Regions from separate parts of the Homo sapiens genome. Here all the other regions are linked to region 1. The links are chromatin loops, found by intact Hi-C in ENCODE. Cell type or tissue: IMR-90. All regions are shown on one strand. Region 1 has its middle 3.7 kb from the start of SLC8A1-AS1. Region 2 overlaps SLC8A1 (solute carrier family 8 member A1). Region 3 overlaps SLC8A1 (solute carrier family 8 member A1). Region 4 has its middle 480 kb from the start of LINC01913. Region 5 overlaps SLC8A1 (solute carrier family 8 member A1). Region 6 has its middle 95 kb from the start of LINC01913. Region 7 overlaps LINC01794 (long intergenic non-protein coding RNA 1794).

Evidence for each region. A loop is a pair of places that touch in the nucleus more often than their neighbours do. Peaks named below come from ENCODE experiments on the same cell type or tissue, not always from the same donor. Only the 100,000 strongest peaks of a DNase experiment are listed, where the experiment ranks them.
Region 2: it touches region 1 in a loop (4-fold over the local background); 6 of 110 quality-filtered maps call a loop at or near these places.
Region 3: a loop joins it to region 1, with 3.0 times the contacts of the local background. A loop is called at or near these places in 2 of 110 quality-filtered maps.
Region 4: a loop joins it to region 1, with 4 times the contacts of the local background. A loop is called at or near these places in 11 of 110 quality-filtered maps.
Region 5: a loop joins it to region 1, with 4 times the contacts of the local background. A loop is called at or near these places in 5 of 110 quality-filtered maps.
Region 6: it touches region 1 in a loop (19-fold over the local background); 60 of 110 quality-filtered maps call a loop at or near these places.
Region 7: a loop joins it to region 1, with 6 times the contacts of the local background. A loop is called at or near these places in 37 of 110 quality-filtered maps.

The regions. Positions count from the first base shown.
Region 1 is chr2:39,911,968-39,915,967 of GRCh38, forward strand. No RefSeq gene overlaps it. Among named protein-coding and RNA genes, the nearest start is that of SLC8A1-AS1, 3.7 kb to the right of the region's middle. In IMR-90, a CTCF peak has its summit at 1,792 (motif pointing right); a DNase peak (open chromatin) is centred at 1,814; H3K27ac peaks cover 834 bases.
Region 2 is chr2:40,211,387-40,215,386 of GRCh38, forward strand. All of the region lies in intron 2 of SLC8A1 (solute carrier family 8 member A1), which reads right to left. All of the region lies in intron 3 of SLC8A1-AS1 (SLC8A1 antisense RNA 1), which reads left to right. Among named protein-coding and RNA genes, the nearest start is that of SLC8A1, 240 kb to the right of the region's middle. In IMR-90, a CTCF peak has its summit at 1,942 (motif pointing right); a DNase peak (open chromatin) is centred at 1,855; H3K27ac peaks cover 161 bases.
Region 3 is chr2:40,359,015-40,363,014 of GRCh38, forward strand. The region is part of intron 2 of SLC8A1 (solute carrier family 8 member A1); the gene reads right to left. Among named protein-coding and RNA genes, the nearest start is that of SLC8A1, 91 kb to the right of the region's middle. In IMR-90, a CTCF peak has its summit at 1,820 (motif pointing left); no DNase peak of the experiment used is centred here; H3K27ac peaks cover 149 bases.
Region 4 is chr2:41,398,090-41,402,089 of GRCh38, forward strand. No RefSeq gene overlaps it. Among named protein-coding and RNA genes, the nearest start is that of LINC01913, 480 kb to the right of the region's middle. In IMR-90, a CTCF peak has its summit at 2,176 (motif pointing left); no DNase peak of the experiment used is centred here.
Region 5 is chr2:40,101,767-40,105,766 of GRCh38, forward strand. SLC8A1 (solute carrier family 8 member A1) reads right to left here. Exons shown (of 11, transcript NM_021097.5): 11 at 1-4,000. SLC8A1-AS1 (SLC8A1 antisense RNA 1) reads left to right here. Exons shown (of 5, transcript NR_038441.1): 3 at 3,143-3,196. Among named protein-coding and RNA genes, the nearest start is that of SLC8A1-AS1, 190 kb to the left of the region's middle. In IMR-90, no CTCF peak of the experiment used is centred here; DNase peaks (open chromatin) are centred at 1,525 and 2,025; H3K27ac peaks cover 3,492 bases.
Region 6 is chr2:41,780,550-41,784,549 of GRCh38, forward strand. No RefSeq gene overlaps it. Among named protein-coding and RNA genes, the nearest start is that of LINC01913, 95 kb to the right of the region's middle. In IMR-90, a CTCF peak has its summit at 2,215 (motif pointing left); no DNase peak of the experiment used is centred here; H3K27me3 peaks cover 226 bases.
Region 7 is chr2:40,758,487-40,762,486 of GRCh38, forward strand. The region is part of intron 3 of LINC01794 (long intergenic non-protein coding RNA 1794); the gene reads left to right. All of the region lies in intron 2 of LOC105374497 (a long non-coding RNA gene), which reads right to left. Among named protein-coding and RNA genes, the nearest start is that of LINC01794, 14 kb to the left of the region's middle. In IMR-90, a CTCF peak has its summit at 1,771; a DNase peak (open chromatin) is centred at 1,755.

The DNA of each region.
Region 1 (4,000 bases):
GATTCCAACATGCAGCCAAGTTTGAAACTCCATGTGTTTTAAGGTCAGTCCCTGAGACTGACTAGGAGATTTGTGATGACTGTGGGCTTGGGAGTAAGATGGTTCTAACTCCTGTTTGGCTGCTTAGGAGTTGTATGATTACGGACAGGTTACTGCCCTTCTCTAAACCTCAAATGATACTGAAAACATGTATTTGTGGGTAAAATAAAATAACCCAAGAAATGTTCCAGCACACTGCCTGGACCTACCAAGTAGTGCCTGGTGGTAGTAATACTTTGTTTCTCAAGCTCATTCTCTGCACAGATTTTCGGTTGCTTCTTGAAACTTTTAAGCATGTGATCTGCTGCCCCTGAGTGAAAGCAAGAGGCTACTATTGGCTCCTAAGTCTCTTTTGAATCATAATGTTATGCCATTTTTATTTGGGACGTGTATTTCTATAAGTGGTTCACAATATTTAGCAATGGAAACAATGGCTTATCTTGGGAGTAACCCAAGCCACTTGGTAATGAGAATAGTTATTTGATGATTTGATAGTTAATATTGGTGTTCTGGAAATGGCCATGTACATATGTTTATAGATGTGTGTTTTCTGTTTTTTGTTTTTTTGGGTAGATGTCACCCTTTCCCCTTATAGCTTGTTTACTTTCCTCACACAGGTGTAGGCAGGCAGCAGCGTTGTTTGAATTAGTCTTTTAAGTGAGTGTTTAATGAAGATGAGTAATTGCTTGCAGCTGCATGTATCTGTAGGGATTTGATTTTCTTCTAGTAGAGAACAAGGTGATTTTCCAGACAACTTTGGAAAGTGTGATCTTGGTTGTCCCCACATACTTGAGAGTGACTGCCTCTTGCACCAAAATGCCATGAAACTTCCTGCTTCCCTCCAGAAGACACCATCCTAGCTGGGGTATAGGCAGCTCATTTTATCTTAGAGAAGGTTTCCCCCTTCAATATAAAAGGTAATCAATGTGGTTTCAAGTGAAGATTATAAACATGAATGGCTCCTTGAGGGTGTGGCACTATGGCCTGATGAATCCTAGATTTGTTTCCACTTTCCCCCTAATTAAGACTGAAGTTTGAACTGCTGGCATGGTTGAAAGTAGATTCTGAGATTTTTTCACTTAGAAACAGGATTTTCTAGAGTCGATCTATGCAGAGACCTTGTAGGGGAAAGAACAGGATTGGCACCAAACATTGGGGTTTAGAAGTCATAAGTAGGACCTAAGAGAGGCAACCAAGGAACCACAGAGTTGAGTGACTGGACTAAGACCCTTAACCAGTGGCAGGGCTGGATTCTAAGTGTGTATCTGAGTTCCTCCAAAGCGTATTCTTTACTTCATACAATTCCCTGAATATCCTCACCTGTGAGGAGGCAGAATCCTTTCATCCCTCAATGGCAATGGAAATGCATGTACGCATCTTACACAATGGGTGTGTTCTTGAAGAGTGGTGAGAAAAATTGCTTTTATAAATCAAATCACATACCATGTTTACAAGGAATATTAATATTTAAAAGGAATTCAATCTTAAATCTTTTTTGAATTCTTGGTAAATGTAGATGTTATTCAAAGTGAGGCTTCGGTGTAGTCATAATCATTAAACTGCTAGCAAATGTTATTCTAATATATTAGTCCATGATACCATAAGATGGATTAATTTTTATTACAAAGTACGATTCTTGATTTTTTTTTTTGGTGAAGTTGTGTTTGATGAGGAAGTGCTATCAAATTACAAAAGGAGAATTGACCAAGCAGGAGAGTTGAGCTCTATCAAGCCAGCTACTTGTTTTATCCACTAGAGGGTAGCATTGGCATTGGAATGACACGTAGACATTTACAGTTTTTCAAATTGAAAGAGCTGCCTGTGAAATGCAGACTATTGCCAAATCTACAATATATTAAATGATTTGATAAACAATTTGATATGACGGAAAACACCACATGATTGTAATTGGATTCTTCTGTATTACTGGGCGATGTACACCCTGAAGGACATTCTTAAGGCCCACTACCTGTGTCTTGTGGGGGTGGTTACTTTGGGCCTCAAGCCAACCATGTGCCATTTGGGACTAAGACCTTTCCTTCTCACCTTTCCAGCTCAATTCCTGCTTTACTTCTCCATTTGCAAATTGTCAGCATGCTGGAGAATCTCAGTGTGAATTACCTTCCCTTTCCTTCAACCTAAAGCCGTACTTACCATAGAAGTTGATTCTTTTAATGAGTCTCTTGAGGAATTCAACACTTGTGACAGGCATTTCTGCTTATCCTCACTAGAATGCTGTGAGGGGCCTGAGGACTGCCGTCCTCATGCCTTTTAACATAGAAAGACAAAGTCCTCATGTCATTTCACATCACCCTTCTGCTTGGTAGTGGAGCCAGGGCTGGATTCTGGTTGTGTTTTGTCTAACTCATCATTGACTGAGTGGTTTCCAGTGCTTAGCAGGGACTTCCTAGGTGTATGACACTTTTTTTTTTTTTTTTTAACTTAGCCCCTCATCCACCACATTGCTACTAGCAGTAACTACAAAACCACCAGACTACAGTAGTAGGTCCGTATACAGAACAAGATATTTAAAAGAGGTTGTTTTATCCAAGAAAGAAGTATTTTTGTTGTTCAAAATATTAATCTGTGAGAGGCACTAACATTCAGACCACAGCAGGCAGCAAACAATGAGCTTGTCTTGGAACTCACAGTTCTCCACCTGGCCTGGTAGCTGTACTACAAACATAGTATGTTCTTAATCGCTTTATGTTCTTTTTTGCATTTTTAGAATTTTTTTGATAGATAATATTTGTATGTTTTGAGATTCATGTGATATTTTGTTACATGCAGAGTGTTGTAATGATCAAACCAGGGTATTAGGATATCCATCACCCCAAATATTTATCATTTCTATGTGTTGGGAACATTTCAAGTCCTCGCTTCTAGCTATTTTGAAATATACCGTATGTTGTTAACTATAGTCACTCTACTCTGCTGTTGAATATAACTTTTTCCTTTTACCTGTATGTTTGTACCCATTAACTAACCTCTCTTCTTTCCCCTATCCCCAACACAGATCCTTCCCAGGATCTGCTATCTATCATTGTACTCTACCTCCATGAGATCAACTTTTTAAAGCTCCTACATGAGAACATGGGATATTTGTCTTTCTGTGCCTGGCTTATTTCACTTAACGTAATTATGTCCACTTCCATCCATGTTGCTGCAAATGACATGATTTCATTCTTTCTAATGGCCCAGTGGTACTCCATTGTGTATATATATATACCACATTTTCTTTATCCATTCATCTGATAATACTTAAGTTGATTTCATAGCTTTGCTATTGTGAATGGTGCTGCAATAAACACGGGGGCCACAGGTATCCCTTTGAAATAATGATTTCCTTTCCTTTGGCTAAATAGCCAGTAGTGGTATTGCTGGATCATAAGATAGTTCCATTTTTACTTTTTTGGAGAAATCTTCATTTTTTTTTTATAGTGGCTGTACTAATTTACGTTCCTACTAATAGTGTCTAAGAGTTCCCTTTTCTCCACATCTTCACCGGCAACTGCTATTTTTTTTGCCTTGTTTCTAATAGTACTTCTAACTGGGGTAAGATGATATTTCATTGTGGTTTTGATTTCATCTACCTGATGATTAGTGATGTTGAGTATTTTTTCATATACCTGTTGACCCATTTACCTGTTGTATGTCTTCTTTTGAGAAATGTCTATGACATTTACTCACTTTTTTATGAGATTATTTGTTTTGCTGTTGAGTTTACTTTAATGTCTACTGATTACTAAGTCCCTTGTCAGATGAATAATTTGCAAATATTTTCTCCCATTCAACAGATGTCTGTTCACTCTATTGATTTCTAGTGTATGCAGAAGTTTTCCAGTTTATTTATTTTTTAGAGACAGTCTTGCTCTGTTACCCAGGCTGGAGTGCAGTCGCATGAATGTAGTTCACTGCAGCCTCCAACTCCTGGGTTCAAGTGATCCTCCCTCCTCAACCT
Region 2 (4,000 bases), 300 kb after region 1:
TAAAAATGTAGACCTGAAGTTTACAAAAATGATTAGAGCTAAAGGTATAGATGGGAAAGTCATCAATGCTGAAGTGATAGTCATTATGTGGAAATTTAGCAAAGGAAAGATACTTGGAGGCATGCTAAGTGGTTGAAAAAGGCATCTTGGAAGATTTTCATGTTTAGGTGGTGGGAAGAGAAACACAAGCCAGAAAAGAATCCCTCAGGGACAATGAGAAAAGCAGAGCAGCAGACCCTGTGAAGTTATGGAAGTGAAATGAATGGATCCTGAAGGTATTTCAAATGGTTTGGACTATCAGGGCCAAAAAAGAACTTCTGGAAATCTGGACTTGGACAAAATCAGTCATCCTTAAGGGGCTGGATTCAGCAAAGAGGTAGATGAAAAACCCAGGTTCTAGGGTCCTCTTTTATTTCATGGGAGTGATACAGAATCCGGATCACTTTAGAAATAAAGCAAAATAATTTTTCTGAAGATGTGAACAGTGAAGTGATGTGTCTGTCACACACTAAAAACATAAAAGATGATGCATGAATAAAATAGGGAACAGCATCACTAGTTAATGCCCACATAATATCATAATTCTATACCTAATCCAAATTTGATGAACAAAATATATTTAGAGCATAAATAAAACATTTTCAATTGTTCATAATATATTCTCCAATGCACTGTATTTGTCTTGGTTTGAAAAATCCATAAAGATTTTATGTAATTTAAATAAGCAATGAAGAGAGGAAGAGGAGGAAAAGGATTTCAATATGGCCCAGAGAGAGAGACAGAGAAAGAGACATAAATCCCAGTTAATCTAAGGGAAGACTTTTAAGTCATAGTTCCTCATTCTGGCGACTTATCTGTTACTTATTTCCAGGTGCTAAACAGAAGAGATGCAATATCTTTTTTTTTTTTTTTTTTCCTGAGACAAGTCTCGCTTTGTCGACAGGCTGGAATGCAGTGGTGCGATCTTGGCTCACTGCAACCTCTGCCTCCCGGGTTCAAGCGATTCTCCTGCCTCAGCCTCCCATGTAGCTGGGACTACAGGTGTATGCCACCATACCCAGCTAATTTTTGTATTTTTAGTAGAGACGGGGCTTCGCCATGTTGGCCAGGATGGTCTGTATCTCCTGACCTTGCAACGTGTCTGTGTGGTCCTCCCAAACTCCTGGGATTACAGATGTGAGCCACCATGCCTGGCCGAGATGCAATATCTTGAAGGCATCAGGGATCCTGTTGTTTCTCTTCAGATCTATAAATCTGCTGCCTTCTGAAGGCATTAGGAGCACCTCAAAGAAAGCAAGATGGAGCATTAACAAGTGAAGACTCTTCTTCTTTTCTTTTCTTTCTTCTTGCTTGCTCTTTTCTCTTTCTGCATCAACAATTTCAAATTCTTGGGCAGAGTATTGCTTGAACTCAGAGTTCCTGTTTGTGCAACAGTGCTGCCTTCTGCTATCAGCCACATGTAGACTTAGTTGAGGAGTCCTATGTGTAGATTCATAAATTTAGGGCAACAAAGCATGTGTGTGTAGGGGGGTTGGGCAAGAGAGCTAAGGCTAAGTCAGGGCCAGAAGTTGCCTGTAAGTAGCTCTGTAAAGCACCCATGTCTGATTTGTGGAGGTGACATCATCATTAGCTGCAGATCAATACTGACCAGAATTTAAGGTACTATGCCATAGCTTTAAGTCTTCATAATTTAAAGATGACTAAGTTGTCTCTTCTCTGTAGGTCTCTACTTTGAGTTAGATGACTTCAGAAATGATCACACATTTCATGTCAAATTTCCAGGCCTCAAATTCCTGTTCCCAGTGATATGAGTACCCACAGATAATTCACTGGTAAGATCACCGAGTGACCCAGGAATGAAACCTACCATTGAAGATGTTTATTTAGAGCTGTATCCACTGTCCACAGCCAAGGGAAATAGCCTTTTCTAGACTGGATATATTTGACCAGTAGATGGAGTAAGTGGATCCCAGAACCACCAACTAACCACCCAGAACCTGCTGATCAATGCTGTTGTCTTTCAATATTCTATCAAAAAGGGACAATGCCATCACCAGCAACTAAATCTTGAGCTTAAGGTGCATCTTCGGCAGGTGAATGTCATGTGTGACAGTTGCTCATGGATGAATGAATAACCGAAAGGGGCACCAGCAGTAGCAAAGTACTAAGATACTGAGGAAACTTGGGGTACTTAACCAAAGTCCCTTCATTTCTTCACAATTATGCTTAACACCAACCAGCCCAGCATCTGACAAACAATCCCAAGGACATTTTTTCCCCCGTCATCTCAAATATTTTTTCAAAAGTGATCATTTTACTCTGTGTTTTGGTAGAAGGGGCGAAGTCCACTTTGCAGCTGGTACAACAGAAACTAGAGCTGCATCAATTCTCTCACACTGCCAAGCCTTTCTTCTGGCAGAAGCGCTGGGGATATTACACTGGGGATAATTCATCAAGCTTGCTTTGGGTGTTCCAAATTTGCAAGCTGTGGCTAATTTCCAGAGACTTCAGGGCAATAATCTCTGCTTTCCTAAAAGAAAAACAGTAACCACACCACCTTTCAATTAAATGGGTCATGGAAAATGAATAGCCACAGATGATCACAGATATTCAGAAATCCTCAGAAAACCTAAGTGTGTAGCCAGTGGTAGAAATGATGACTGTGTGGCTGAAGAAGTCCCATTTGATGAGGGCTAGGAATCTGGCATCTGCGTCTGCCTCCACATTTGTTTCTCCCCATACATTTTCCATGTATGAATATGCACACACATGCACATGTGAAGCCTCACATGTTCAAGACCAAAACATATTGCTGGATATTAACAAAAGGAATTATAGCCTCTTCAGCTATGAATCAGGTGAAGTTTTCCTCACAGTCTCTGGAGTCTGCTTTGCCCACAGAAAAGCAGACTTCCTTCCCAGGTCAGTAAGCCATGCTGGAGAGTTGCCCTCAACCCCGCAACTCTCCCCAAATATATCTGCTGTCTTTTATGCTTTCCAGGCCCCGTGTTCAGAAGTTGTTTAGCAGATCATTTCTTTGTACACTATCTTTTTTTTTTTTTTTCCTCTTTTCTGAGATGGAGTCTTACACTGTCTCCTGGGCTGGAGTGCAATGGCGCAATCTTGGCTCACTGCAACCTCCGCCTCCTAGGTTCAAGTATTCTCCTGCCTCCGCCTCCCGAGTAGCTGGGATTACAGGTGCCCAACACCACACCTGGCTAATTTTTTTTTTTTGTATTTTTAGTAGACACGGGGTTTCGCCAGGCTGGTCTCGAACTCCTGACTTCCTGATCCGCCTGCCTTGGCCTCCCAAAGTGCTGGGATTACAGGCGTGAGCCACTGCATCCGGCCTGTTTGTTTGTATATTATCTTAACTCATATAATGGATCAGTATTTTTTTGAGAATTTCCAGGCCAACATTCAGAAGAATAACATATGGTAGGCATTTTAAGCAATTAATGGATAAAGGAAGGGATATTTGAGGGCTGTCTCATCCCAAACTACCTTAGTTTTTTACTCTGGATTTTCCTTTCTATGGATATGTCAATGATTTTACCGGATCAATTCTCATGGAGCAGTGGACTAGTTTGGGATGGTCCCTACTTTCAATTTCAGGAACACTGTAAAGTCAAACAGAACCTTATGAGTTTTATATTTGCTAGTTCTTTTTGTGCTATGTATTTATTATATGTGTAATTTAATAGTTTCAATTCTTTTCTCTGCTAAAGTATTTATGAGTTGTAGCACAGAGAAAGAGCTCAATATATGCTAATTATTATTATTAATATTATTATCTTTAGAGATAGGATCTTACTCTGTCTCAGGCTGGGGTGAAGTGGTGTGTTCATGGCTCACTGCAACCTTGAACTCCTGGACTCAAGCTATCTTCCTGCTTCAGCTTTCCTAGTAGCCGGGTCTAAAGGTACACACTGCTATGCCCAACTAATTTTTTAAAAAATGTTATGTAGAGGCCGGGCGCAGTGGCTCACGCCTGTAATCC
Region 3 (4,000 bases), 450 kb after region 1:
CAGAACAGGAGACAACACGGTGATTGGAGGAATGGAAAGAAGGTCAACATACAAAGCTGGGCAGAAAAGAAGTGAAAGTGAAGCTGAAGGTGGGGAAGGGGTATCTAGCACGTACGCAGCTATTGAGCACTTGAAATGGGGCTAGTTCAAAATATATGGGCTGTAAATGTAAAATACACACTTTATTTTGAAGACTGTGAAAAAATGAAACTCTCTCAATTTCATACATCGATTACATACTGAAATGACATTTTGGACATTTTGGGTTTGATAAAATACATTATTAAAATTAATTTCACCTATTTATTTTTACTTTTTTAAGACGACTCCTAGAAAATGTAAAGGTACATACATGACTCATATTTTTCTTGGACAGTGCTGGTAGTAAGTACATGCATAGCCTTTTAAGTGTGAAAAAGGGTTTTTGTCCTGAGCGCAATGAGAAGCATTGGGAGGCTTTACGAAGAGAGACAATGGGATCTTCGCAGCTTCTGGGTAGAAAAGAGATCAAAAGGCACCTGGAGGCAATGGAGAAAAATGATCTGTGTACTGCATTATAACAGTTTGGTTTAGGGTCAAGAAGTAGAGATAAGAGGAGTGGAAGGATTTGAGAGATATTTAGGAAGAAACACATCAACAGGCTCTAGTAATGAATTGAGTATGTTACTGAGAAACCCCAAAGGGCAGAAATCATGTTGGGAAAACAAAGATACAGAGTATATGGAAATATACAATTTAAGTCCTATAATAGAGGCATGGATTCATTGCAGTAGGGGTACAAAGTAAGAAGCAAGTGTGTGCTTTACATAGGATAAAATATTGCTGCTGCAGCTTTTCAGGTAGGCTTCATTAAAAATCAACATCTCATCAAAAATATGCATTCTGGTTTTAAATATCTTTTACCCAGAGTTTAACTTAAAAAAAAAAAAAAAACAGATACATAATGAGTAACGGCTGTGCAAGAGTCTGTGGTAGGGCTGCTCTTGAAATGGAAAAGAAAGAGAATGTTTCTTTAGTGCCCACTGGCATGTGCCAGAAGTTTTAAGTGTTTAATTTATTTAATCATCCCAAAAACCTTACAAGGTCATGTTACTATCCCCATTTTAGAGGTAAGTAAAATGAGGCTCAAAATTGATTGAAGTTCCACGAAGACAGAAACCATTTTTATTTTGCCCCTCCACTCTATTCCTAATGCCCAGCACACTGTCCAGCATATGCTAGGCACTCCGTAAATAAAGGTTAAAACAGCTCCCAAGAGGTAGAGCCAAGTGCCAACCTTGCTTATCTAAATTTGGGATCATCATGCTACCATTTGTTTTTTTAATATATTGGATAGCAAGTACATTTAAGTTAAAGCTTTTTAAAAATAGAATTAGGCATAGTTTATATATTTATATGTGGTTAGGCTAACAGGTATTTATATAAGAGCCCTTTATCTGTGACAGGTGGTTATCCTCTACCTTATTGAATAACAAGAACAGTTAACACTTCCTGAGAATGTACTGTGTGCCAGCCTGTTCTAAGCACTTTGCTTGTATTATTTATGCCTCATTCTCAGCAACCCTACAGGATAGATACTATGATTTCTCTCACTTTAGACACTGGGAAACTGAGGTACACAGAGCTGAGGCATACAGAGGTTGAGTCACTTGCCCAAGGTCACATAGCTGTAAAGGCAACAAACCCAAGGAACCTAATTTTAGAATCTGCATCACACTCTCAACCCCTATGAGACAGAGCCCACTACTCCATGAGACTCTAGTTCTTACAAAGATCTCTCTAGCATTAGGGCAAGGTCTGCCCTCTTGCCATTGGTCCAGCACCCTCTGCTGGGGCCACACAGTGTTGTGGTTTATCAGGGCACCTCCTTGTAAATCTAGAAAATCATTCAAGGATAAATTGTGAGTCAGACATTTGGAGAGTCAGAATAAAATGAGCACAAAAAGAGCCTGTAGATCTCGTGTGGATCTCATTCCATGAAAAGAGCAAACTTACCCTGAGTCTTTAAATGTCCACTAGCAGGAAGCTATCATTTGTCTATGGTGACATCAGATAGAGTAGAGAAAAGAGGTGAAGAAAGGGACTTAGTAAGTTGAAGATTTCCCAACAGCAGAAACCATGGCATTCGGGTGTTAACAGTGAATTCAAGAGACCCTTGTTCATGAATGGAGTTTAATGGCTAAGATACTCTCTAAGCACACTAGGCAATCAGTGCTTGCTAGGAGTTCACATAATGAACAGGATGGTTACAACCAGACATCCAGGCATTTGATGTGTGCCGGTTACTTCAAGTGTCAAATTACTTACAAGTTTTCAATTGTGATATGTAAGAGGGCTTATTGCTATGATTTGGAAGATCAGTTGGGCACATGTGGGTCTATATATGAACACTTCACTTCTTCCAATACTTTAAAATTGTTATGCACATTAGTAGAGCTCCTGAAGGAGCCTTTTTTTTTTTTTGTTTTGGAATAGTCTTAATATTACTGTAAACACTTGAGAACATGTTCAGTATCTGGCCATTTCATACAAAGGGACCTCATCTGGTGCCCCATCAAGACAATCTGAAGTGCAATCAAGAACTCATTATGAGGTGGTCTAATCTGTAGGGTACCTCACTGCCTATAAACTAAGAGCAGCACGATGCTTCTCTACTGAATGATGTCATCTGCAGTCACTGGGAACACACGGAGGTAGACCAAATGCCCTATATGGTAAGTGGCCACACGTATCGGGTAGGAAGGATTGCCTCTGCCCAAATTCTAATATAAATGAGAAATAAATTCATTTACAAGAGAATATTATGCACTGAAATGCATAATTTTTCAATAATAATTATGCTAGATAGTCAGATGTTTATATCTTTTCTTTCCTTTTTTTTTTTTTTTTTTTTTTTTTTTTTTGGAGACAGAGTCTTGCTCTGTTTCCCAGGCAGGAGTGCAGTGGCACAATCTGCCTGCAACCTCTGCCTCCGGGTTCAAGTGATTCTCCTGACTCAACCTCCTGAGTAGCTGGGATTACAGGCATGCACCACCATGCCCTGCTAATCTCTGTATTTTTAGTAGAGATGGGGTTTCACCATGTTGGCCAGGCTGGTCTCGAACTCCTGGACTCAAGTAATCCACTTGCCTCAGCCTCCCATAGTGCTGGGATTACAGTAATGAGCCACTGCGCCTGGCCTACATCTTCTTATAATGACTAAGTTTGGAAGTAAGAGAAAAAATTGAAAGCCATTCTGTCTAATAGGTACTGGAAAATGGAAAAAGAAAAAAAGAAAAAAAAACTTAGATAGATAGATTCCAGGGACACAAAACCAGTGTTAGCATAAATAATGACAGCCCAGATTTATTTGTACTTAAAAAGGTATACAGGTAAATAATCTCAATTTAAAGTAGGAATAACACTTGCAAGACAAATTACCAACTACCAAAATAAAGAAAGGAAGAAAGAATGCATCATTGTGCTACTATTTTTTAATATATAGGGTAGCAAATTCAAAATATTTTAAAATGCTACACCACTTACCATTTAATCATTAATAATACACTATGTTAATAAAAATGATATATCTTCATGTGACAATTACAGTTGCAAATCAATACAGAGGTGTTGTCTTGGTGACTCAAATATCACAAAATGTTGTTGCCTTGGGTGGGTATAATATTCCAAAATTGGGAATAAATTTTGGTAAGTTTATAAACCAAATAAAGTATAATCTTTCCTCAATTTACATCATAGTTGCATCCCTCAAACATTTAGTACAAATTAAAACATTGTAAAAACTACATCTTTTTGTACAAGTTAAATTCTGTGTTCTCATAATTATAAACTGAACTTGTACTTCTGTGGATTTCTTGGGAATGCTCAGAGTGACCTAGAACTCAAAGAAATTTTTTGTTATTTGAGACTACCCCATGCAATACAGTTTATCTAGCCCCTTAGTTCTGACTAAATGTCCTTTCTGTTCCTCCTCAGTCCCTAGTATGACCATAACATGTCC
Region 4 (4,000 bases), 1.5 Mb after region 1:
GAATCTTAGACCCCATCTGTTTTTCTCCTGCATTTTTCAGCAGATATTTCAGAACTGTCAGCCATTCTTTTGTATCTTGGAGTATAGTACAGTGGTATCAACAAACCATCCCACCCAGTCACTCAGGCTGCCCAGAGTCTCTGTTGATGGTGCCACATGGCAGGTGCTTAGCTGAATATTGAAACTGGGCAGGCCTGTCCTTGTAGTCCAAGTCTGAAAATGATATCTTTCTTTTTCCTCACCTGATTTCCTATTAAGATCTAATAGCTAGCAAGACTCCTAGTCTCTCTGGGAGATAGACTCAGTCACATTACTGAAGTCCGCTGGAAATGTGACACTAATGACAAGCAGGAACTTTATAGCTCCCATTTTCCTTTGCTGACATTACAAATGTAAATACAGAAAATGCTTCCCAGGGTCTCAAGCCTGGCTGTTAAACACAGTTTGGTTGATGCCTCTCTCCAATTTCTAGCATTCTACCACACTTACGGGGGGTGTTCAAGCATTCTCCACCCTTGCACTGTCACACAGAGCCCTAGAGGCTTATGTAGGCCACTCTTGGGAGTCTTACTCTCTCTTGGAAACTGGTCTTCTCCCTTTATCTTCCAATCTTTCAGTGTTCTCTGAATCCCACTTGCAGCCTCAACTTCATTTCTCTTAAACTGGTGTTGCTATTGTTGTTTGGGTTTAAGGACATCCTTTTGCTAGGTCCATGCCATTTGATTCCCTTAAGAAATTTGTGGAAGAGCTGAATTACTAGTATTATTGCCCTCTTATAGAGTTGAAAACTGAAACATCAAAAGACCAAGTAATCTATGTAAGGCACATTAAATGGCTTACAAAATGAGATAGCAAATGAATGGATGAATAAATAATAGAATAACTGTCTAAAGTGGTAGGGAGACACAACCAGATCTCCGATTTCCTAGCACCTAGCCCACTCACTTCCCACTGATGTACAGAATTAAAATATCCTCTTACAGCACCTGTGGATTCCAATAACATCTCAAAGGACTGTGCAAGTGAAGGAAAAAAAGAATCTGTACAGCACTGTCAAGATAATAAAATGTTTTGCTATTATATATCCTATACCCTTTTACTATTACGGCACTTCCTGGGCACATTAGATCCATTTTAAAACAAGAAACTGAGGCCTAGAGAGGTTAAGTAGTCTGCCTAAGTGAACACAGATGACTGTGATAGAGCTGAGATTTGAACACAGATCTTCTGATTCTAGGTCCAGTATTTTTTCAGTAATTAAAATAAAAATGTGGGTGTTCTCAACTCACTCATCTTCAAGACAAAACACATATTTTGTGGCTAATAAATAATTTAAATGCTTCAAATGACTTTGAATCTCTTGGAAAATCAGACATACACACTTTTACCACAGTAGTCATATTGATTCCCCTGTAGGTCTTCTCTGTGCCCATCCTACAGACATTGTTGCTGGATCAGCCAGCATGAAGAATTTAGCATGAAAATGTAAAATCTAATAGCTAGCAAGACTCCTAGTCTCCCTGGGAGATAAACTCAGTCACATTACTGAAGTCTGCTGGAAATGTGACACTAATGACAAGCAGGAACTTTATAGCTCCCATTTTCCTTTGCTGACATTACAAATGTAAAACCTCTCATTTCCCCAGAAGTTCATCTACTTGATCTATGCTGCTGAGCCTACATATTTTGTATCTCTTTGACAGCAGGAAAGATTCTGGCGAGACCAGTGGGCCTGTTCACCTTGCACAGGAATAACTTATTCCAGGACATAGAAGCCACCCTAATCTCCCCACCCCTTTTCCATCCAACACCCCATTCAGCATGCACTCACTTGCAAAGTCCAAAGACACTGTCAGCTGTAAGTGAGTCACTTATTATATCATCAAGAATGTAAGAGGATAAACAAGCATCCTCTGAAACAAAAAAAGAAATTGGGCTGGAATATATTTAATGCATATGCTTAAAATTGGGAAAAACATGAGGTATTAGAAATAAAAAATACCATGGAAAGAAACTGCCACAACTCATAAAACTTAACTAACTGAGAACTTAATTGTCCATGAGAACTAACTCAGCCTGTATGCCCACCACTATTATAAATATTACTGGGGAAATAGCTACACTGAGTGAGAGGTGGGACAAAGGAGGGTGCTCTCTCGTTTGTCTCTTCTTTCCTGCCCCCTGCTGGCCCAGACGGAGTCTATTTAAGTTTGGGGAAAAAAAAAAAAAAAAAGCTACTTGTTTGCTGTAGTCTTCCCCAAATAGGGATGGGACAATATATATCCCGCTTTATCCTGTACACTTAATAAAGTACCAGGCACATGGTAGGAGCTCAATAATTACAACTGAATTAATGATATTTTCAGTTAGTCTCCCCTCTATGTTTTCATAACAGTTTGTATCAGAGCAGGCCATTCATATATCTCTGCTCTGGGTTTTGTTCTTTCTAATTCAATGGATTGATAACTCTTAGAGCCATGTGAGGAATTCGTGTCTACTCATCTTGGTAACCCAGCATTTATCACGGCATTCTTAAAAAAAAAAATCTACACCTATTTCTTAAATGGAACGGAAATAAATGACCTCTAAAGTAATTCAATTCTAACATTCTATTATATAAAGAAAACAAGTTCTTACAAAACACAATGCTTGAAAAGTACATAATCTAGTTGAGAAGCAAGAGGAATACTGATTAGACGATTAGAGATGTTATGCAATTGCAACAACTGAATTGTAATTAGGCACTTGGTAATTTCAAAATTTTGTACCCTGCCATATTTAAACAAAGTCAATGGGAAACGAGATTCAGGAAGCTAACTATTTTAAATAAATTGAACACAGTATGTGTCCTAGAAAGGGATATTTGATACGCAGTCTTTATGTCCCATTCACCTCACTCCCCAATCTTTCGTCTGATTAAAAATCCAAGTACACTTTTATTTTAAATTAGCTCTGAAGTTAACAGGAATTTTTCTATTACTGCAGGGGTCAGCTGGCAAGCAGCCATCAAAATTAAGAAGAGAGAACTGCAACTTATAGCTAATAGCAGCTAGTTGCATTGCCCTTGAAAATGGACCCTGAGGATCAGCAAAATTAAAGGGAGTGGAAGGTTTCAAGCCGTCAGCAATTTATACACTTCTCTATCCAGCTTGTTGGGTTACTGTATTTCTACCTGTCATTAAAAATACGCTATTAAGCCACATCCCTCAAAGTGACAAACCTTCCCAAACAACCTGGGGTATCAGAACAATGGAAGAGAAGCGATGCACTTAATTGAAAGAGGTTTACTGTAGCCAATAATCCCAAGGATTGATGTGATGCCTGTTCTCAGCAGACAGTTCCCAGAAGGTACTGGCGTTGGCATTTAACCCCAAATTTACAGGCAGGCTCTTCATCTGGATCTCAACATTTCCTCATGTACAATTGAGACTCATGTGACATCTGTGGAATATGTAACTTGCCAAGAACAGGGAGAGGGACAGCTTCATGAGCATGCGACAGGTGCAGTTGCACAGTGTACCACGTTTGGTTTAAAGTTCTACTGTCACCGTCTTAAAGATCTGAATACATTTTGAACAAGAGGCACCACATTTTTATTTTGTACTGGGCCCCCAAAATTATGTAGCTGATCCTGGACAGGGAAAAGAGCCAACCATCTTGACTTTTTTTTGGAAGACTATTCAAGCTCCTTAGTATCTGGTCAGTAAGGGTTAAAGGTCCTAACAGCAAATAATTCAAACCTGAGACATTGTGCTGGTCTCAGAAAGGAAACTAACCTCAGCAAACTTCTGGATGAGCTGCAGGGGACTTTCACAAACTCTCCTCTTGTACTCTGCTCCTGTACTCTCCCCCTGGGAAAACTGCATTTATTAGGATGGCTAATACTGTAACCTTGGGATGGTTGCTTTTGGTCACTAGGGTTTGTTAGTTCACTATTGCATTCAGAACACTTAAAGGCAAAGTTGTGATATTGATAGGGTGTGTTTGGATCCCCACTTCT
Region 5 (4,000 bases), 190 kb after region 1:
CAATGATTCTCAAATTTGAGCATGCATCAGAACCATCCTAGGGGCTTATTAAAGTCCATATTGCCAGGGTCACTCCAAAATTTTTGATTCATAGATCTGGGCTGAAGTCTCAGGTGGGACTGGATAATTTGCATGTCTAACAAATTTCCAGTTGCTGATGCTGCTTGTTTGGGGAACAAACTTGAGACTCACAAAAGCGGCTTATTTTTAATCACCCTAATTGCACTCTGGGGACAAAGATTTTCCATGTGGAATGTGAAGGTCAATATTGGATTTCCCCCACCAGACATTCTTACAATGTGGGTAAGGGACAGATTATATTTGTGCTAGTTTAATTATAGAGAATCTTTAGGTTCAGAAGTTTAATCAGTATATACAGCAAACCTATAAGTAAAATATGATTCAAAATGTGAGTCCCTACAAGTCTATTTGTAGAAAATTCTATGGCCTCTATTCATAGAATACTATTTTAGTAATAGCGTTAAAATGATCTCTTGTCACCTAGGTGATATTTTCTCTCTCACCTCAGGATTATTACCATAACAGCTAAATTTGTTCACAATTTCTTGAATGAACACAAGGGTTTGCTGACTTGGTTTTTTTTTTTTTCCTAGTCAAATCCATTTTAAAGTATATCAAATGCAAGGACTTATAGAAAAGAGTGAACAGAGGGAAGGAACATCAAGGGGCAATGCATGAAATTCAGTTGGTGAAAAATTAAGTTGAGCAACTGTCGGGACATGTAATTAGAATCTGCAGTTTGTTCAACTGCTAGGTGGATGTGGGTCAATCCAAGAGGCGGGATTGGTGCAAGAAGTTGAGGAAGACGAGATGAGCGTGTGTGAATGAGCAGCTGTCTGTGAGGAAGAAAGGCTAAATCTATTCACAGGTTCTCTTCCTTAAACAAGCACCTGCCACTGATTGACAGCTCTACCAAGATTGCTTAAGGCAGACATCCGCTGAAAATGCTTATGGTGCATACTTGTTTTTAAAAAGATGGAAAAACCTGCCTTCTCAATTTAGTATTTCCTAATCAAATCTGAAATGGGGGGCAAATTCAACGTGAGGGATTTATTAAAATATGAAAATACAGTCCTTACTGCATTAAAATAGCTCTATATAGAAATTTATAATGAGAGAAGGAAAAGTAATTTTATCCCTTGGCAGAAGTCTTAGTAATCACTGGAATTATAACAGAAATATTAGCTATTTTAATTTTCTTTCTCAATATTGAGTCTCACAAGATCATTTTATCGGTTGCAATGTCAGTAATTTTTGCTTACCTTTCCCCCTGACAAATTTAGCTTTGTGCCTCAGTGGTAATAAAGTTGGAATATATTACTGCTATGAAGCTGAAATAGTTTTGCCGTTTCCAATGACATTCTAACTGGGATTCCTTCAAGAGAAAGCTTACATTTATTCCACTAAAACATTCTTTGTTTATGCAAGCAGAGTTCACTATGGTTGCTTTTTCTTTCTTCTTTTCTTCCACCCCATGGAAATGTCTACATTCTTTTGCTATGTTTCGTCTGTTGTGCAATTTCATTTTGCTAATGAGGCATCTGAGCTGTGGCCGACCGGTTGATTGCTAAGGGTGAGATTTAAGTCTTTTGTGAAATCCTTTTGAGTAGTCATTTACTCCATGACAAGGGAGGCATTTAAAAGACAGTTGAATCTGTAGCAGATGAATTTTTTCTCATCTTCCTTTAGAATAATTACACCTTTAAATATCTTTCTGCCTGGTCATTGCACATCCTGTTTGTAATTCACATACTTTAGTAAAAAATAACTGGTTAGTTTTTTTTCCTAAAAGATTAAGCACACTGACTAAAAAATAAAAGTAGAATTACTATAAGAAACTGTATGAACTTAAAGTTTTCATTTAAAATAGTGGTTTCAGCCTTAAAAAGGTCACTGATTTGGAATCCATTCCAATCTCATTACATTTTCTACTGTACACTTCTTGAAAAGGGAGAAATTACTCATTCCTCTCAGGGAAGGGAGACTGTTTTTCCAACCGTGCACATGGAATTATTTCAAAATAAATGTTTATATTTCTATCAAACTTCATGTGGTTACATGGGCTTGACAAGTGCATTGGTGACCCAATATGGGCAGCAGCTGGCTCACAACTTAAAGTACCTTCAACCCATACACATAAGTGGATGATAACAGGGAAACACTGACCATACGGGGCTTGATGTGTTCTGGAAAATCAAGCTAAAGGTAAAGTCTTCCCATTTAATGATGAGGACAATCAAGTCCAGAGAGAGCTGAAGATTCCTCACCCTCTGAAACAATTAAAGATTCCTTTTCCAAAGAGAAAAGCCTTTGGGTCTTCTCTCTGGTGACTTTTTGATGTTAAAATGAAGAGAACACTGTGTCCTCAGAGATGAAGAGTGAGATGTTCTCTAGTTTGCTGTTAAAAGATGAGAGCTGGAGTTGTAACTCACTGAAATAGAACCACATGCCTCAAAGTCCAAAAGAGCAACAGGCAGAGTTAAGAAAATCCAGTGATGAATTAGCATCAACACCTAGTAAAAGAATTCAGCAATGGTGAGGCAAATGATCTTTGTAATAAGATTTTCCCAACTTGAAATGTTGAATAAAAGACCCTATATCAAACTTACACAGGTCTTGGCTCATGGTAATCTCTGGATGTGTGTGTTGGGTCTGAATCCATTTATCTTATTAGTGGAAGACAGAATGTGAAATTAAGAAAATTAATATTTCTATTTCTGTTAGAGGAAAGTTTCTTGATAGGTTTCAAAATGGCCCCATTAAGCAATCTCAAATTGATAAAATGTAGACCAAAATGGAAGGTTAATTTAATTAGAATGCCATAAGTGGACTCTTCCTGACTAAATCAAAGACTAGTGTTAATTTTCTTAAATTACTCTGTTTTGAATTCTTTATATACCATTTAGGGTACCTAATATAATACTTTGCACAAAATAAATGCTTGATTTATGAAATTGTACATCTGAAGAAATATAAAAGGCTCTAACTTTTGATTTTAAAATTGTTTCACTCTCTTGACTGTATAGTTTATGAGCCTATGATCCTGGAAAACACGCTTGCTAAACTGACCAATTTTTTGCTTTTTTTTTGGTTTGATTTCTTTTTTATTCTTTTTCCTTAGGTAATTATCCAGTTGATATTTATCTTGTTCCAGTCACCTTTAGAAAGCTGTTTGGTGAGTACAATGTTAATATAGAGACAATCAGAATGGTGTGTGCTTTTGTACAAAACTTGTGGATCCATCAATGAGGCATCTGCCATTTTTTCTTTCTTCCCCTCTATATTACAAGTTCTGGAATGCCTGTTCTAATTCTCCAAGGAGAATTAGAAAATAAAAGGCAGAGTCTAGAGCCATGTCAATATCCTCCCACAGAATGTGTATGGAGAATATTCCACTGGGAACCATGATAGATAAAAACTTACCAGGAAGAGCAAAACATCAAGAGAGTCTGACAAAAGCTCTGCCCTCCTCTGTAACCCAGCAGCCTCTGCAGAATCATCCTTTCTTCATTGTTTTAAAATGTTGTTAAATACCTTGTCAGTTGCTTTAAAGGGACCCAGACCCATTCTGATATTTTTACAAAATAAATCCAGTCTTTGGGTAAAGGTATAGTAATACTATCCATGGATCTGATGTTGAGTCGTGGAGGCTTCAAGCTCTGAAGAAGTATGAACTAATTCTAAACAGTGATTAAGCAATTATTATTTTCATTTTACTAATGACATGACTTCTAGAGTTGGAGTGTCAGAATATTCTCTTGGAAGAAAAGGATGCAAGTGTAGACACCTCATCACTAGGTCCAATCCACCTCACAGTGCTACTTTCAGTTTTGTAAAAATTGGTCACGGCAACAAGTTTGAAATAATAGGTTCACTCTCAAACTGGCAACAAGCACGTGATTGAGCTGCATGAATCTGGAAAGGCTTGTCAAACAAAACAGGCTGGTTCACAGCTGAAAGAAAAAAAATACTTCTGGCA
Region 6 (4,000 bases), 1.9 Mb after region 1:
CAGTATGCACTTCGGCCCACCTGTGGCTTGTCACTGCTTACTACCCCGGGATGTGTAGCCCTTGTCACAAGACTGTTCTCTTTCTGTTCTACAGATGAAACCTAAGACGTTGTGAGATAATAAGCTTTCCACTGAGTTTCTCCATTAGGCTCTGCATACCCACAAAACTACCCATGCCAGCTGATCCGAAGGGCCCAGCAAAAAGCCAGCTCGTTAAAAAAAATAATAATAATGATTTCACCCTCCTTACTCTGACCAATCGATGACCTCAAATTTTCCAGACTCTCACCCTCCATGATCCCCTTAAAAACTCCTGCCCAGCACTTTGCAAGGCCAAGCAGGCAGATCAGTTGAGGTCAGGAGTTCAAGACCAGTCTGGTCAACGTGGTGAACCTTCATCTCTACTAAAAATACAAAAATTAGCCAGGCATTGTGGCACACACCTGTAGTCCCAGCTACTCAGGAGGCTGAGGCAGGAGAATTGCTTGGACCTGGCAGGTGAAGGTTGCAGTGAGCTGAGATTGCGTCACTGCACTCCAGTCTGAGCAACAGAGCAAGACTCCAAAAAAAAAAAAAAAAAAAAACCTCTTGCCCAGAATCCTTTGACAAAATGGATTTGAGGCTGCAGCAATCTGTGGCGAGTCAGCCAGGAACCACATGCCTTCTGGGCATTTGCCTACATCTCTGGGCCCCCTTGCCTTTAGGGCAGACCCAGAGACAGCCCAGGCAGCCACTTGTTTCTCCTGAACTAAGAGCTATCCCCAGGGGCTGCCCTATTGGCAGGGTGGTGTCGACCTTCAACGCAGAACCTTGCCTGCAGCAGAAAAACAGTTTCTGGTCTCTGGAGACATCTCTGGTGAGCTTTCTGTGTGCAACCAGCACCCCCTTTTCTTCTCCTGATTTGTAGGCCTCTTTGGAGGTCTCATTGACCATCTTACCAGTACAAAAACTGAAAACTAAGGAATATATGTTTATACAGGATTTAAGGGCCATTAACCAAACCCTCAAAGACATCCATCTGGCAGTCCCCAATCCTCACACACTACTCACAACTCTCATCAGTGAGTTTTGCTGGTTTTCAGTCTTAACACCTAAAAAGGTGCCTTCTTGTATATTCCTCGAGTCCAGAATCCCAAGAACTATTTGCCTGTAAATAATAAGACCTTGACACACAAGCTAAACAGTATTGCTACACAATACTTCCCCGAGGCTTTAAAAACTCACCAATCATTTTGAGAAAAATACTTGTTAAAGACCTTCAAGAAGTCAATTTAAAAATGAGATTTTGTTACAGTGTGTTGAGGACATATTAGTAAACAACAGAAACTCTGACCAGAATACTACAGCTGACTAGATGCAGATGTAAGGTATCCAAGAAAAGACCCAGATCTCAAAACCCTTCAGTTAGGTATCTTAGACTTAAACTTTCTCAGGCACAGAAAAAAATCTACTTCAAGATGGAGAAAAGCTCTTTTCATTGTGGCCAGACCCACAACACGGTGACATGGTGACACTGTGAGGGTTTTTAAGTATGACTGGATTTTGCCCATATTTAGATTCCCAATTTTGGCCTTACAGCAAAACTTCTCTATAAAACCACCCCCTGCCACCAAAAAAAAGATACTGAACCCCTGGAGTAGACTGGAAAATGTCAAAAGATCTTTCTAACCATTAAAAATATATATATTAACAACTCCAGCGTTGAGAGTCCCTAACCTAAGAAAACTGTTTGACTTGTTCATACACAAGACACAAGAAATGAGTTTAGGGATGTTAATGACTTAAAAAATATCAAGAGCCCTGTAGCCTACTTTTCAAAACAACTAGACATTGTCACAAGGGATTGACCTTCTTGCCTCCGAGCCATTGCCACCATTTGTCATCTTCTCCAAGGAGACAGTAAAGTCCACACTGGGTCAACCTACCCCAGTACACACCACACGACCTGTACCCCCTTTGTTAGAACAGAAGGTGGGGCCACTGGTTTACTTCTAAACGGTTAGACATCTGTCAGGCCATCCTCCTGAAAAATCCCAATGTTACTTTAAAAATTATCTTCACTCCAAACCCCACTACCTTACCTCCCCAAACCATGGCTGAACCTATACATGATTACTTAAAAATTATTAAGCAAGTTGTATATTTCTCCTTCAGATCCTCCTTACCTGAAAATGCAGGGTGGTTTTTACCAACACTGTGGGGCACCCCTGCCATCTAGTGGTAACACTAAAAATGACAATCATACTTTTCTAACCGGAATTCGGCACATGTGTTTGATATTCAGTCTTAGGAAAAGATTCAATTTTCATTTAGTAGTGATAAGTAATTAAGTCAATTTCATGAAAGCCACTTGACCTGTGGCAAGTTTGTTTCAAATTTTTCCCCAACCCAACCAACACCATTCAAGATTATTGACATTTTTCACTCTCTTAGGTTCATAGACTCACTTTCTGGTATCATTGCCAGAAAGAACATTAGGCACTCATGGAATTTTCCCTCCTCATTTTATAGAAAAGGAAATCTGTCTTTGGACTGAGGCCACTTTTTTTCATCAACAATACCGTTCTACTTTCTAGAAATGTCCTACCAAGAGGCTCTGAAGCTAGCATCCAGATCTACATTAAGAGACAAGTCAAACCAAGCAACATTTGAGATCAGAATCTTCGAAAGTCATCTTTGGCATGGTTTAATAGTGCAATGCCATTAAACTTCCCCATATAACTGGTAAAGTGTAAACTGAGTCCACTCCTGCCATAAGAAACTCCTTGCTTTAAGATTTCAAATACCGCTCACCAGATCCATCCTGTATCTGTGGGTGTTCTTACAAGCTGCATTACAGATTGACAGGCCATGCCTGACACCAGTCAGCCATCAGTCATCTGAAGTTGGACATCACAGTCAGTTGAAGTTCTGAATTAACAACTGTTGAATCTGAGTGATGGGTACATGCAGGTTCATTGCTCTACTCAACCTACTTTTGTGTATATATCAAACTCTCTCTAGTAAAAATTTTAAAAGAAAAAAAGAGGGGGCCTTTGCCACCAAGAAAAGGAAAAAGATGAATTTCCCCCAGCCCCAACAATCAATACTAATCAGAGGTACTGATTGTTTCAAACTCAGGCTACACATTAACATCTTTTAAAATATATCAATCAGAGGTGCAGTAGCTCATACCTGTAATCCCAATACTTTGGGAGGCCAAGGAGAGAGGATCTCTTGAGGTCAGGAGTTTGAGACTAGCCTAAACAACATAGCGAGACCCTGTCTCTGCAGAAAATTAAAAAGTTAGCTGGATGTGGTGGCTCCCACCTGTAGTCCCAGCTACTCAGGAGGCTGAGGCAGGAGGATCCTGGAGCCCAGGTGTTTGAGGCTGCAGTGAGCTGTGATTGCACCACTGCACTCCAGCCTGGGCAACACAGTGAGATTCTGTTTCAAAAAATAAGTAAATAAATAAAATTTAAAAATTGTAACCATCAATCCCAATCATAGGCCCTGCTCTAGACTGATCAAATCTGAATTTGTAGGAATTGAGCCCAAACACAGGATTTTTAAAGGTCTCTAAGGGATTCTAATATGGAGCCATGGTTGACAACCACAGATAAATATAATCTTAACTCCTTGTTGCTTTTCATGCCCTGTTTGGATGTTTTAACAGTTAGAAATGTGGCAAGAAACAGAACTCACCCTGTATGGGACTAACCATAGAAATGTAGACAGGATAAAAGAATGAACAGGCACCCAACAGGAAGCCATTAATTTCCCTAGAGATGAAGGGCTCAGCGATAGTAGCATTACCAGAGTGTAGTGAGGGCAGAAGTTGTGAAAAAACCCTAGTCCTGGATGTGACAAGGGGCCAAAGCAGAGAGGCAGCAGTGACAAGTGCCCTGACCTCCCTCTCCTCCACCACCCAGGCTGCCAGGGAAGCCTGGAGTGACACACTCTCTGGGAGTAGACCCTCCAGGACAGCACAGAGCAGGGTAGAAACTGGCCGAGTGTACAC
Region 7 (4,000 bases), 850 kb after region 1:
CTATTTGGTCAGCATAGATCTCATAAGATTTTTCCTTTGATAAAGTTTTGTATTACAGAAGTTGTGAGCACATAATCTTTTCTTCCCATAGCTTGCTCACATTGGTGGATGTGGTAGTTCTTCAATCTAGTTGCCACATTTCCTGCAGATACTAGGCACGCTAATTATGTCTCATAAATACAGGTTAAGCTAATCAAGTACTGTCTTGCTGTGTCTTTGTCTCTGTCTCTGTGAACACATTACATTGCTTCTTTGTACCCTTGCCAGCAAAAAAGAGAAATAATATCTATAACCTTCTCCCCTCAAGAGTATTGTACTTGTTAATAAGTATGCAGAACTTTCAGAGAAAGATACAGTGCTTAGAGCTCTGTGGAAAAAACACTTGTATATAAATGTAATATGTCATTTTTATAACATCTCCTAGCAGCCTAATGAAATGAACACAGGCACTCCACCAACACATTTCTTACTTGGGCTACATCCAACTCACCAAACACAATTAGGAAGTGAAATTCTTCTTGTTACTGTAAACCGTAACAGCCCAAAACTCCGTTTAATGTAGGCTCATTTTGGATTCTGTCCAGTGAGATATTGAAAGTACTAGAAGATCTTCATTATAATATGAATCTATATGGATGATTTTTTATCACAAGTTTCCAATGTGTTGTTTATGGCTTCAAACAGAAAATGATTTGTGTTTCTGTTTTGGTTTTAGTTTTAGCTATTGCTATTTCTAAAACAAATTAAAATTTACTTTTTGAAGTATTTGACACATATCAATGATTGGATCTAAGTTTCATACATTTTCTCTTTCTCTTCTAAAAATGTTACCCCCTTTGCAATCTTATTTCTCTTCTTTCAATTTCAAACTTGTGAAACCGTAGTTGTCAGCTTTTACTTTTATTCTCTTTCCTCCCACTCTTAGTTTAAAAAGTGATATACCCTTGTTTTGCCCTCTTGAATTTACTGATTCAATTTTTCTGGAATAGTATTTAATTATTCCAATAACATTAGAAATAAGTCCAGAATTTTAAAATTTTAGTTTGTTTGTTTTCCTAGCCTCACTCTCCTTATGTCTTAGATGCATTTTATGGTATTGATTTTGATATGCTTCTCATACTTTACCTTCCAATTCATTTAATCCTTTCCAATTAGGTCTCATTGTCTATCTTTACCTCTCCTATTTTCTGTTAAATACTGGCATTGTGATAACATCTTCACATTCTACTACTCCTGTCTAAATTAGGGCTAAAGTTATTTATAGGCCATGTCTCTACATCCTTGAGAATTTGCCTTAAACATTCCTTTTATAATGGCAGTTCTCTGTTCAAAACTTTTTCTGAACTTCATTATATCTTCTTATTTACAAATTCCAGCTGAGTACATGGTTTATAGCAGCCACTCAAGAAATGTTTGTTGGCTAGTCTGAATGCAGTGGTGTTTAAAATCTCACAGACACACACACAAACACACACACACACGTGTTAAATAGATTAATACTTGTTTGATTCTGAAGCATTTACCATTTCCATTTCTATGTATTACTTGTTCCATTTAGTATCCAAAATTTTATACCAATGACGTGATACGCTAGAGGACTACATTCTAAGTCTCTTTTATGGATAGCACTTAAGTATTTTTCTTTTCTCCAATTAAGTTGGAGCCTGGTTCAGGGGTGTGATAACTGGCTACAGACTACTGCATCAACTGCTACTCCAAATGTGTCCATGCAAGGCACCACTGCATCTGCTCCTGGCTCTCTGCTGTCCTCCAGTGGTTACATGTTATATTCCCCCACCCAGAATGTTACAAATAAGAGAATAGAGCCCATACGAAGATCTGAAATGTTCTGTCCCCACTGTCTCCACAAACTGGATTAGCATTGGCTAAGCTAAGTAGTAAGAAGAACCAATGTGGCCTATCATTAAAAGACAAGATCCAGATCAAGGTACCCGTGGAATCTCATTACTGTTCCTTTCATTGCTATTCAAGGCAAGCTGCCTAGAGATCACAATCTACATATCATCCCCTGGTCTTTTAGCACATATGCCACTCAGTGCGTTTCAAGACTTCAATCAGCCTAACCAAATTATATGTTGTGAAAAAGGTATTATTTCACTGAAATTACCAGCGGCTTAGTACATTAATATTTCCCCTAAAAAGGGGGAGTCAGTAAACCTGTAGTGTCGAGGATGGCAGGAGCAGGAAGGAAAACTCATGGAGCCAGTACTTACTTGGGATTCAGCAAAATTGTCTCAAAATCCCTTAAACTGTTACACTTGTAAAATTCTGGCCCATTAGGAGACATGGCCTTAATTAAAAGGTTTAAATTTTAACCTACGCACAGTCATGGAAATAGTAAGAACCTCCCACCTCCCAGATCTCCTTTTGTTCTAGCACACATATATGACATGTAAAAAAAAAATTAAATTCTGAAGTTTCCCTTCCAAATGAAAAATGACAATTCTTAATCCTCTATAATTCAGTTATTGCAAAACTAACTTTAATTTACTTTATTTGGTTTGTAAACTGTGAATTTTATGCAAAGAGATAGAATTAGTGGAATGATTACTATAACACATTTACTTATAAACATTTAAGCAACTATACATTTCCTTAAATCTGTGGTCATGAGGAGCTTGACCTAGTGAGACATAGTAACGTTCTTGAGTTACTAGACTTTTTCCTATTGAGTTGTAAGAGTTCTTTATATGTTCTGGATATAACGCTTTATATATTTTTATATATATAATAGTTTTCCCATTCTATTGCAGACTTGTTAATATGACTTTTATAGGAGAAAAAATTTTAATTTTGATAATAATCATTTTATCGAAGTTTCTTTTATGTTTTGTTCTTAGGTGCCCTTAGAAATCTTTGCCTATACAAGGCTGCAAATATTTCCTTCTAGAAAATTTTTAATGTTTTACAGGTACTATATGATCCATTGCAAATTAATTATAGAATGTGGTGTGAGGTAAGGGTCAATATTGAAATCTTGTGCTTCCTGTACATGGAACATGGATCTGCATTTTATTTCTTCTGTTTTTTAATCTGGATGCATTTTATTTTATTTTACTTATTTAGTTTTACCCTACAAATTTAAATCTGCAGCACACTGTGCACTAGAACTGGAGATAGTTGATATCGTGACTTGTTCATCACCTCAGAGGAACATACTATTTCCAAATTAAGCATGATGCCAGATATATGATTTATGGATGCCCTTTTATAGTTTAAGGAAGTTTGCTTCTCATTTTGATTTCCTTCTCTTCTTATTTTTGAGTTTTATGGATGGCATTTTTTGAGTTTGAGGAAGTTTCCTTCTCTTACTATTTTGATGTCCTTCTTTCCTTTTTTTGTTGTTAGTAGTAGATGTTGAATTTTCTCCCTGAGAGGACTCCCGAGTAACTCTCTTCCATACATATTTCCACATCAGATCCTGGTTCCTTGGAAATTTAACCCAAGAGATCTAGTTTCTTTCATTGCCCCATAAGACATTATATACTTTAAGAAACTTTAGAAAGAAGTAAATATTACACTAGACAGGAAGAGAAAATGTGAAGCTTGCACTTTCTGTCCATCAAAGCACATAAGATGAAAGAAATCAGAGATATGGGACTCTGTATCTGAAATGCCTCTTTCCAAACTGTGTTCTTAGAGTAGGAAAGCTTATTGAATAGGTTTAGAGAGAAAGCTGAAATCAAGGATAGTTTATCCTTGTCCACCATTTGGCCACCTGGGAAGAAATGGTCGTGCACACTGTCATGTGCCAATACGGAGATGACAGAGAAAGAGCAGAGAAAGAATAAATGAACACGGGAAGGCATTCCTAAGCTGTACTGTAGCCATATACCCTTACAGGAACCCACAGATTCCTACATTTTCTAGAAGAGAGTATAAAAAAGTAGCTGAACATCTAGTAGCTATCACTGTGGGAGCAAAGGATCTTGAATATTAAGGGCTACTGAGAAGGTTCATTTATCCTGCAGTCATGATT